Regions from separate parts of the Homo sapiens genome. Here region 2 is linked to region 1. Evidence: chromatin contacts called from ENCODE Hi-C or POLR2A ChIA-PET data. All regions are on one chromosome and are shown on one strand. The core of a region is the stretch at or near the end of the contact, and the rest is flanking DNA. Distances in the headings are between cores, read along the strand shown. Region 1 overlaps KPNB1 (karyopherin subunit beta 1). Region 2 holds the start of ATP5MC1 (ATP synthase membrane subunit c locus 1).

Region 1 (4,410 bases), core at 303-2,802:
TTTCCAGTTTAGTCGAGTTCGTATTGTGTGAGATATCCCCATGGAGTGTTTGCCGTTTCTCATCATGCTTTTGGAAATAAAGTGTTTCTAAGCTTAGGTTTTTCCTTTTGCAGTCCAAAGTGTGGAATGTTGTTGGGTTTTTTTAAATTATAGGGCATGGTGGTGCATACTGGTACTCCAGCTACTTCAGAGGCTAAGGCGGGAGGATTGCTTGAGTCCAGTTATTCAAGGCCAGCCTGGGCAACAAAGTCAGATATCGTCCCTTAAAAAAAAGAAAGGAATAGGCTGGGCGATGTGGCTTAAGCCTGTAATCCCAGCACTTTGGGAGGCTGAGGCGGGTGGATCATCAGGTCAGGAGTTTGAGACCAGCCTGACGAACATGGTGAAACCCCATCTCTACTAAAAATACAAAAAAATTAGCCGGGTGTGGTGGCGTGCGCCTGTAATCCCAGCTACTCAGGAGGCTGAGGCAGGAGAATCACTTGAACCTGGGAGGCAGAGGTTGCAGTGAGCCGAGATTGCAGCACTGTATTCCAGCCTGGGCGACAGAGCAAGACTGTCTCAAAAAAAATAAAAAATAAAAAAAATAAAAGAAAGAAATTATGGTATGTACTATATATGTTGGTTTACTTTGGTTTCTTTTAAGATTGTGTGAATCTTTTGCCTTGTACTAAAGATTTTGTGGAGGCCGGGTGCTGGGGCTCACATCCAGTAATCCCAACACTTTGGGCCACCAAGGCAAGAGGATCACTTGAAGCCAGGAGTTTGAGACTAGCCTGTGCAACGTAACAAAACCCTGTCTCTAAAAAAATTTCTGTGGAGAAGAACAACTGAGTTGTTAACCAGTTTTGTGAGCTCTTGTGTTTACAGGGCTTATAATGGAAAAAAAATAATGAAAAATGAAATAAATAAAAATTATAGCAATTGGTCTGTTTCATACCACCTTAGGAAGGTGTTTTTAAGAAACAGGATATATAGCCAGGTGCTTTGGCACATGCCTGTAATCCCAGCTACTTGGGAAGCTGAGGTGGGAGGATCACTTGAGCCTGGGAGTTCAAGGCTCAAGATTTCACCACTGTACTTCAGCCTGGGCAACAGTGCAAGACTCTGTCTCCAAAAAAAAAAAATATATATATATGTATATGTATGTGTATGTATAATATATATGTAAACATTTTGGCTGAAAATGCAATGAATAACATAAAATTTACCATCTTAAATCATTTTTAAATGTATAGTTAGTTAAGTAGATTCACATTGCTGTGGAAACAATCTCCAGAACTTTTTCATCTTGCAAAACTGAAACTGTACATACTGAACAACAACTCCTCATTTCCCCCTTTCTCAGCCACTGGTAACGACCATTTTACTTTCAGTTTCTATGTATTTTACTACTCTAACGAAATACCTTACGTAAGTGGAATCATATTTGTCTTTTTGCGACTGGTTTGTTTTACTTAGTATGATGTCCTCGAGATTCATCTAAGGGGTAGCATTTGTCAAAATTGGCTTTTTAAGGGTGATTAATATTCCATTATATGTATATGCCACATTTTGTTTATCTAGTCTTCCATCCATGGCCATTTGGTTTGCATCCACCTTTTGGCTATTGTGGGTAATGCTGCTATGAACATGGGCATGCATGTGTATCTTTGAGACTCTGCTTTCAGTTCTTTAGGGTAAATACCGACAAGTAAAATTGCCAGGGTCATGGTCTGAAAGTATTTCTGTATATATGTTTGTTGACACTTCAGCTGGGTTTTTACCATTTCTTGACTTTGGAAAGGTCTGAAACCCCAGAGCAAATGGCAATTCTAATTGATTAGAAAACTGGATTTTTCCTTAATAGATTTTGGAAGATTTAGGAGGGTAGCACATAAAGTTCATTCTCCCTTTTCTCACCACATTTGATGTGAATTTGCTACCTCTCAGAAAACAAATTTGGTCTCTGAAATAAAGCAGATGTTTTGAATTCTCTTATATAAGGAAACTGATTTTCCTACATGTAAATTTTTATCTTTTAACCATTTTTATTTAAAACTTGTGACCTACATTTTTCTGTTTCCTCCCTGAAGTCTTTGTTAGTGGTCATTTTGGAGATTAAAAGATTAGGGACCTCATTGGAGGGCAAGTCACATAGCAGACACCGAAGGTAAACTCTTTATAGCCTTTATAGTGCTGTACCATCTCAAGGGAGAGTGGCTTGATTGTACCAGGCAGGGCTGTGTGGGGCCCTGAGGGGGAGTGAGAGGTTTTCCTTGTAGAGGGAGTCTGGAAATCTTCCTACGTACAGGTTATGCTCTCCTAATTCTCTTTATTTTTATTCCTCCTACAGTCTGAAAGGCACTTTATTATGCAGGTGGTCTGTGAAGCCACACAGTGTCCAGATACGAGGGTAAGTGTGAGGTTATATGAAAAATCTGTCTTACATCTTTCTTAGGAAATGTCAAATCTAATATAAGTTTGAAATACTGGGAATCAGTTGACTTCAGCAATAAGGTTTGATTAATATTGTTACTAATAATTAATATTCTGGCTGGGCATGGTGGCTCACACCTGTAATCCCAGCACTTAGGGAGGCCATGGCAGGCAGTTCACCTGAGGTTAGGAGTTTCATACCAGTCTGGCCAACATGGTGAAACCCTGTCTCTACTAAAAATAAAAAAAAATTAGCTGGGTGTGGTGGCACGTGCCTGTAGTCCCAGCTGCTGGGGAGGCTGAGGTACAAGAATCGCTTGAACCTGGGAGGTGGAGGTTGCAGTGAGCCAAGATCATGCCACTGCAAACAGACTCCATCTCAAAAAATAATAATGATAATTAATAAAAACATTAGAGAAGAGGGAAGAATTGTCATGGAAGTTGCCATCCTCTTAAAAAAGGTTTAAGGTGCCAGTGTGGTGGCTCACACTATAATCCCAGCAATTTGGGAGGCCAAAGCAGGAGGATCACTGAGGTCAGGAGTTGGAGACCAAACTGGGCAACATAGTGACACCATCTCTACTAAAAAATATGTATACACAAATAAACAGTTAAGGGAGAAAAGGTTTTCGATCAGCTTCGCTACTTCATTGCCGTAGGTTATTCAAGCCATTTCTACTAAAAAATATATATACACAAACAGTTAAGGGAGAAAAGGTTTTTGATCAGCTTTGCTACTTTATTGCCATAGGTTATTCAAGTGATTGTTTTCCCCTGTAGCCATTAAAGCAGCTTTGCTATTGCTATACCCAAAACCTGACCCTTCAAGAAGATAGAAGTAATATCTTCAGTCTGAATAGTATTAGTGAATTTAGCCGTACCATGGGTTCCACACGCACCTTTAATGCAAAAAAAAAGACTGAGGCCAGGCGCGGTGGCTTACGCCTGTAATCCCAACACTTTACAGGCGCATGTCTGTAATCCAGCTACTCAGGAGGCTGAGGCAGGAGAATTGCTTGAACCCGGGAGGCGGAGGTTGTAGTGAGCTGAGATCACACCACTGCACTCCAGCCTGGGAGACTCCATCTCAAAAAAAAAAAGGACTGGCTGTGGTGGCTCACACCTATAATACCAGCACTTTGGGAGACCGAGGCCAGAGGATCACTTGAGCCCAGGAGTTGGAGACCAGTCTGGGCAACATGGCGAAACTCCATGTCCACAAAGATTAGCTGTGCGTGATGGGGCGAGCCTGTAGTCCTAGCTACGTGGGAGGCTGAAGTGGGAGGATTGCTTGAGCCTGGTGGTTGAGGCTGCAGTGAGCCGTGATCATGGCCACTATACTTGCACCAGGGCGACAGAGCAAGAAGACTGTCTCAAAAAAAAAAAAAAGAGAAAAATGGCCGGGCGCAGTGGCTCACACCTTTAATCCTAGCACTTTAGGTGGCCGAGGTGAGTGGATTGTCTGAGCTCAGGAGTTCGAGATGAGCCTGGTCAACATAGCAAAACCCCGTCTCTACTAAAAATACAAAAAATTAGCCGGGCATGGTGGCGGGCACCTGTAGTCCCAGCTACTTGGAAGGCTGAGGCACGAGAATTGCTTGAATCGGGGAGGCAGAGGTTGCAGTGAGCCAAGATCATGCCACTGCACTCCAGCCTGGGCAACAGGAGCGGAACTCTGTCCCTTCCCCGAAAAAGAGAGACAAAATGGGAAAATAAAGGAACAGATAATGAGGGAATTAAAGGGAGAGAATGAATTTTAGGGAAATGATAACGTATCCCATATTTACCTCAATTAATCCTTAGGATTATTGGCCCATTTGAGTGAATCTAACTTTGTCAGATTGCGTTGTTATTTTAGTAAACTATCTGATCTGCTGTTCATAAAAGGTACGAGTGGCTGCTTTACAGAATCTGGTGAAGATAATGTCCTTATATTATCAGTACATGGAGACATATATGGGTCCTGCTCTTTTTGCAGTAAGTATTTCTATT
Region 2 (4,874 bases), core at 1,279-3,778, 1.2 Mb after region 1:
CAGGAGTTTGAGACCAGCCTGGACAACATAGCAAGATCCCACCTGTAGTCCTAGATACTTGGGAGAGTGAGGAGGGAGGGTTACTTGAGCCCAGGAGATTAAGGCTATAATAGTGAGGGATGATTGCACCACTGCACTCCAGCCTGGGCAACAGAGTGAGACCCTGTTTCTAAAAACAAAAAAATTATTAAAAAAAAAAAAGTTTTCTTAAGAGTCCAGACTTGTGAATTGCCAGATTAGTGTAATTTTTAAAATATGTTTCTATTATAAAGTACCCATACTCATAAAAATATAAATCAATTTATTACACCCTCTAGAATTCACTATTAATTTTCAACATTTTTTTCATTCTTTTTCCATGCATATTTTTTCACAATTCTATGCATAGTTTTGCATTATAAAATATTTCTCAATATAAAATCTTCTTCAAGGCCAGGCGCAGTGGCTCATGCCTGCAATCCCAGCACTTTAGAAGGCCAAGGCGAGCAGATCACTTGAGGTCAGGAATTCAAGACCAGCCTGACCAACATGGTGAAACCCCTTCTCTACTAAAAATACAAAAATTAGCCGGGCATGGTGGTGCGCGCCTGTAATCCCAGCTACTTGGGAGGCTGAGGCAGGAGAATTGCTTGAACCGGGGAGGCAAAGGTTGCAGTGAGCAGAGACCGCACCACCGCACTACAGTGTGTGAAACAGAGTGAGACTCCGTCTCAAAAAATAATAATAATAAAAATAAAATATTCTTCAAAAACATGGCCGGGCGCGCTGGCTCACGCCTGTAATCCCAACACTTTGGGAGGCTGAGGCGGGCGGATCACGAGGTCAGGAGATCGAGACCATCCCGGCTAACACGGTGAAACCCCGTCTCTACTAAAAATACAAAAAATTAGCCGGGCGTGGTGGCGGGCGCCTATAGTCCCAGCTACTCCGGAGGCTGAGGCAGGAGAATGGCGTGAACCCGGGAGGCGGAGCTTGCAGTGAGCCGAGATAGCGCCGCTGCACTCCAGCTTGGCAACAGAGCGAGACTCCGTCTCAAAAAAAACACATGATTTTATTTCCTGTTTTATTTCTGCTTATTTCATCAAGTGAAAATATCATAACTTATTTCACCTTTTACTGTCAGTGGAACATTTACTTGTTTCCAATTTCGACAAACTCTGCAAATGCACATCTTTTTAAAAGAATCTGCATTTCTGATTCTTCAAAATAAATTCCTAGAAGTGATATTACTGGATGAAAAGTGGATGGAGAGCTTAAAGGCTCTTAGTTACTCAAGAATTACTGGGTCAAAGAGGATGGCCCATTCACAGCCTTTGAATAAAAATAAATATTGCCAAACTGCTTTCAAGGAAGGTTTTCTAATTCATCCTCTCACCAGCAATATAGGAGAGCGTGTGGCTCACATTAATAAAAAGAACTCTGCTGTTTTGAGCAGTACTAAGCGGAGCGTTTAAACTTATATTTCTTTGATTAGGAAGGCTGACATTCGTTCCTGCAATTCATATTTCTTCCTTACTGAATTGCCTGTTCCTATCCTTTGCTCGTTTTTCTATAGGGATATTATTTCATTCTTTCAGTGTTGTTTTTACAAAATAAACAATTTTTTTGTTTGTTTTTTCCCCCGAGACGGAATCCTGCTCAGTTGCCCAGGCTGGAGTGCAGTGGCGCGATCTCGGCTCCCTGCAACCTCGGCCTCCCGGGTTCAAGCGATTCTCCTGCCTCAGCCTCCCAAGTAGCTGGGATTACAGGCACGCGCCACCACCATGCCCGGCTAATTTTTGTATTCTTAGTAGAGACGGGGTTTCACCATGCTGGTCAGGCTGATCTCGAACTCCTGACCTCAGGTGATCCGCCCGCCTCGGCCTCCCAAAGTGCTGGGATTACAGGCGTGAGCCACTGCACCCGGCCCAACAAATGTTTTAGAAAGCCATCTGGATGATAGTCCATGACTGCTGAACACCGGCTGAGGTCCACAAAACTGCGCTCACCGCTTGGGGACTTTCCAGCCGGCCTTTACTCTCCATGGAAAGCGGTCTTTCCACAAACCTCCACGGTGGGAATTACTGCAAAGGCATCGGCTCTCCCGGCCTAGAATATCTCGCGGGATCTCAGCTGTCCTTGGGCCCCCCCCCTCAGCGCAACTACCAATCCCAACATGCAACGCGCCCCGTGGCCCAAGCGCCCGAATGAAGGCTCGGGGCCAAAGTCATGTGTCTGACTGCGTCACACGTCCCGTCATCTCTCCCACGCCTTTTTCTTCAGCGTACACCTTGGTCGCCATCTTGTGCGCGAGGTTATGGAACCTCTGAGTCCCGCCAACTCTATGGTCGAGCGTTTCAGGGATCGGCCAATCGTAATCCAGATCTCGTAGGAAAGCCCCGCCTCTATCCGCATGGAGGCGGGAATTGCCACGAAGCTCCTGTGGAGGGAGAGGAAGCAGCTGCGGAAAGCCAATAAGAGTGGGGAATCGATGACGTCAACCAATGGGGACGCGGGGATATTACGGCCAATGAGAATGGAGAAGGTCCAGGACACGTGGGTGGGGGAAGCTGAGCGCTGAGACCAAGGGCTAAAGCTGGGAGGTGAGTCTGTCACCTTGAGCCGGGCGAGCGCTGTGGGCCAAGCAGGGGTTGCAGGGTAGTAGGAGTGCAGGTGACTTGGGGCCGGGAGCCAGCAATAGGCAGGGTTGTGGGCTGGGCAGTGTGGAGGGGTATTTCCCCCCAGTGCTGGGAGAGGCTATGGCAATCTAGATATGGCCTTATCAATGAATGTTAATTACCAACGGTAATGAACGATTGACTGCCTCGGCTGGGGCGGGTCGGGGACTGCTGTGTAAGATGGGCAGGATCCTGCGCGACACCTGCCCAGTATCCGCCTCCAGTCTTCCCGAGAGACCATTCCCTTTCGCAACATTTCCTTCCTGGGGCTTGGGCACATTTCCTTGACTTCCGATCTCCATGACTTTGCTTTGAAGACCCACTGCTCTGTCCCTCTGACCTCTAATGCCCTCCTCAGCTGGGGCACGGTGCAAGGAAGAGCGTGGTCTAGGGAGGACGGACGGGGGTGAAGGGGACGACCAAAGGTCGTCATTATAAGCAAACAACCAGGGTCTCAGTGGGATTATTATTACTATTTTTTCCCCCTCTGCAGACTGAAAAAATGCAGACCGCCGGGGCATTATTCATTTCTCCAGCTCTGGTAAGGTGCCGCGCCGCAGTGCTCTGTAGTACCAGGTGTATGGTGTGGACGCCATCAGTGTTTAATGAATGAACCCAGGGGAGCTTGGCGTCCTGATGATGTAGGCTCTTTGAGGTGGCTGTAGGATGTGATGAAGGTAACCCCTGTTTATCTGGGCCTGTGAACCAAGCTATCTTGGCTTTGGAATGTGGTCAGAGAGTCTGGATTTGATTTTTATCCCCAGTCTGTCCTGGCCATAGAGACAGCCCACTAAAACAGTGGTTTTCAACAGTGGCTGCACGTTAGAATCATCCAGGGAACTTTTTAAAATCCTGATGCCTAGGCTGCACCTTAGACCATTTGCATCAGACTTTGGGAATGGGGGTGGAACCCAGGCATCTGTATCTTTTAAGACTTCTCCAGATGATTCCACCGTGCAGCCAAGTTTGAGAACCACTGCACTAAAAATTATTTCAAAAAAGCCATGTTACAGATGGCTCTCCTTGGATGGCTATTCCAGTCGGTTTCCGGGGCTGACTGGCCCACTCCATTTAGGGTGTGTAGCTGTGAGTGTATTTTAGCAGAATAAAATTTCCCCCATCTGATTACTTGGTGATCTGGGTATAAACCTTTCCTGTACCTGCTTTGGTATTAGTGTGGGTTCTTGTTCCATTCTGAGAAGCTGATTAAAGCTGTGCCCAAAGAAGTGAACTTTGGTTTGGTTTTGAATGGTGAAGGTTGCCACTGCTGACTATATCAAGCTATTGAGACAGCTGTCTCTGGGGCAGGCCTATCTGATAGGAACAGGAATAAATTGACCTTGAAATACATTGAACTTATTCTGTTTATGAAATCTGTAGTCATTTTTGACAGCTCAGCAATTAGGATTTTTTTTCCTTGACTGATTTGGTAGGATGTGGCTTTCTGATTTTACAGATCCGCTGTTGTACCAGGGGTCTAATCAGGCCTGTGTCTGCCTCCTTCTTGAATAGCCCAGTGAATTCATCTAAACAGGTAAGGGAGGAATAGCTCTCTTAGGAATGTTCCCAAGGCCCAGGATGGTGGCTCACACCTGTAATCCCAGCTCTTTGAGAGGCTGAGGCGAGAGGATCACTTGAGCCCAGTTGTTCAAGACCAGCCTGGGCAACACAGTGAAACCCCATCTCTACAAAAAAAATAAAAAAATTAGCCATGTGTGGTGGCATGTGGCTGTAGTCCCAGTTACTCCAGGGCTGAGATGAGAGGATTGGTTAATCCCAGAGGTCGAGACTGCTGTGACTATGCCACTGCACTCCAGACTGGGTGACAGAGCAAGACCCTGACTCATAAAAACCCATTAATTAATTTTTTTTAAATCAAGGAATGTTCCCAGACAGGGGTCCTTCAGCTTAAGTTGCCTTTAGACCAAAGTGGGAGGAGAGTTGGAGAATCTGTATGCTTTAATAGTTCTAAGTCCCCCAAGGTAAGCCTTGTAGGTAAGAAACTTATAAAAGTGAGGTGTGCCTAACCCATGAAATTTCCCTAGTCCTGTCTGCTGTCTGACAACAGACTCTAAGACTAATTCCCAGCATACTCTGCAATCAGAGTATTCTGCATTTACCAGGCAGTTTGCCAACAGTTTCAGAGCTCAGGTGGGTGGGGTGAAGGAGGTAGAGTCAGCCACCTGTCCTTATGCCATACTATCTCTCTGCTATCTC

Evidence for each region. A loop is a pair of places that touch in the nucleus more often than their neighbours do. ChIA-PET counts read pairs that join two places held with the same protein, here RNA polymerase II (POLR2A). Pooled maps may share reads with other maps.
Region 2: a pooled map shows a loop between it and region 1 (8-fold over the local background). The contact joins the promoter of ATP5MC1 here to the enhancer-like site in region 1. A Hi-C loop is called at or near these places in 2 of 50 pooled maps. POLR2A ChIA-PET finds 5 or more read pairs at or near these places in 2 of 52 experiments (GM10248 and WTC11).

The regions. Positions count from the first base shown.
Region 1 is chr17:47,658,784-47,663,193 of GRCh38, forward strand. KPNB1 (karyopherin subunit beta 1) reads left to right here. Exons shown (of 22, transcript NM_002265.6): 6 at 2,336-2,395; 7 at 4,306-4,395. Among named protein-coding and RNA genes, the nearest start is that of KPNB1, 11 kb to the left of the region's middle. RefSeq lists an enhancer at 1,375-1,524. Within about 2 kb of position 1,553, at least 7 of the 41 ENCODE cell types and tissues checked have a DNase peak (open chromatin) inside an H3K27ac peak, as active enhancers do.
Region 2 is chr17:48,890,259-48,895,132 of GRCh38, forward strand. It overlaps ATP5MC1 (ATP synthase membrane subunit c locus 1), which reads left to right and starts at 2,529. Exons shown (of 5, transcript NM_005175.3): 1 at 2,529-2,652; 2 at 3,151-3,198; 3 at 4,114-4,191. The coding sequence starts at 3,160. It overlaps LOC105371814 (a long non-coding RNA gene), which reads right to left. Exons shown (of 4, transcript NR_135674.1): 2 at 1,989-2,419. RefSeq lists enhancers at 1,345-2,324, 1,962-2,421, 2,432-2,551, 3,132-3,241, 3,282-3,331.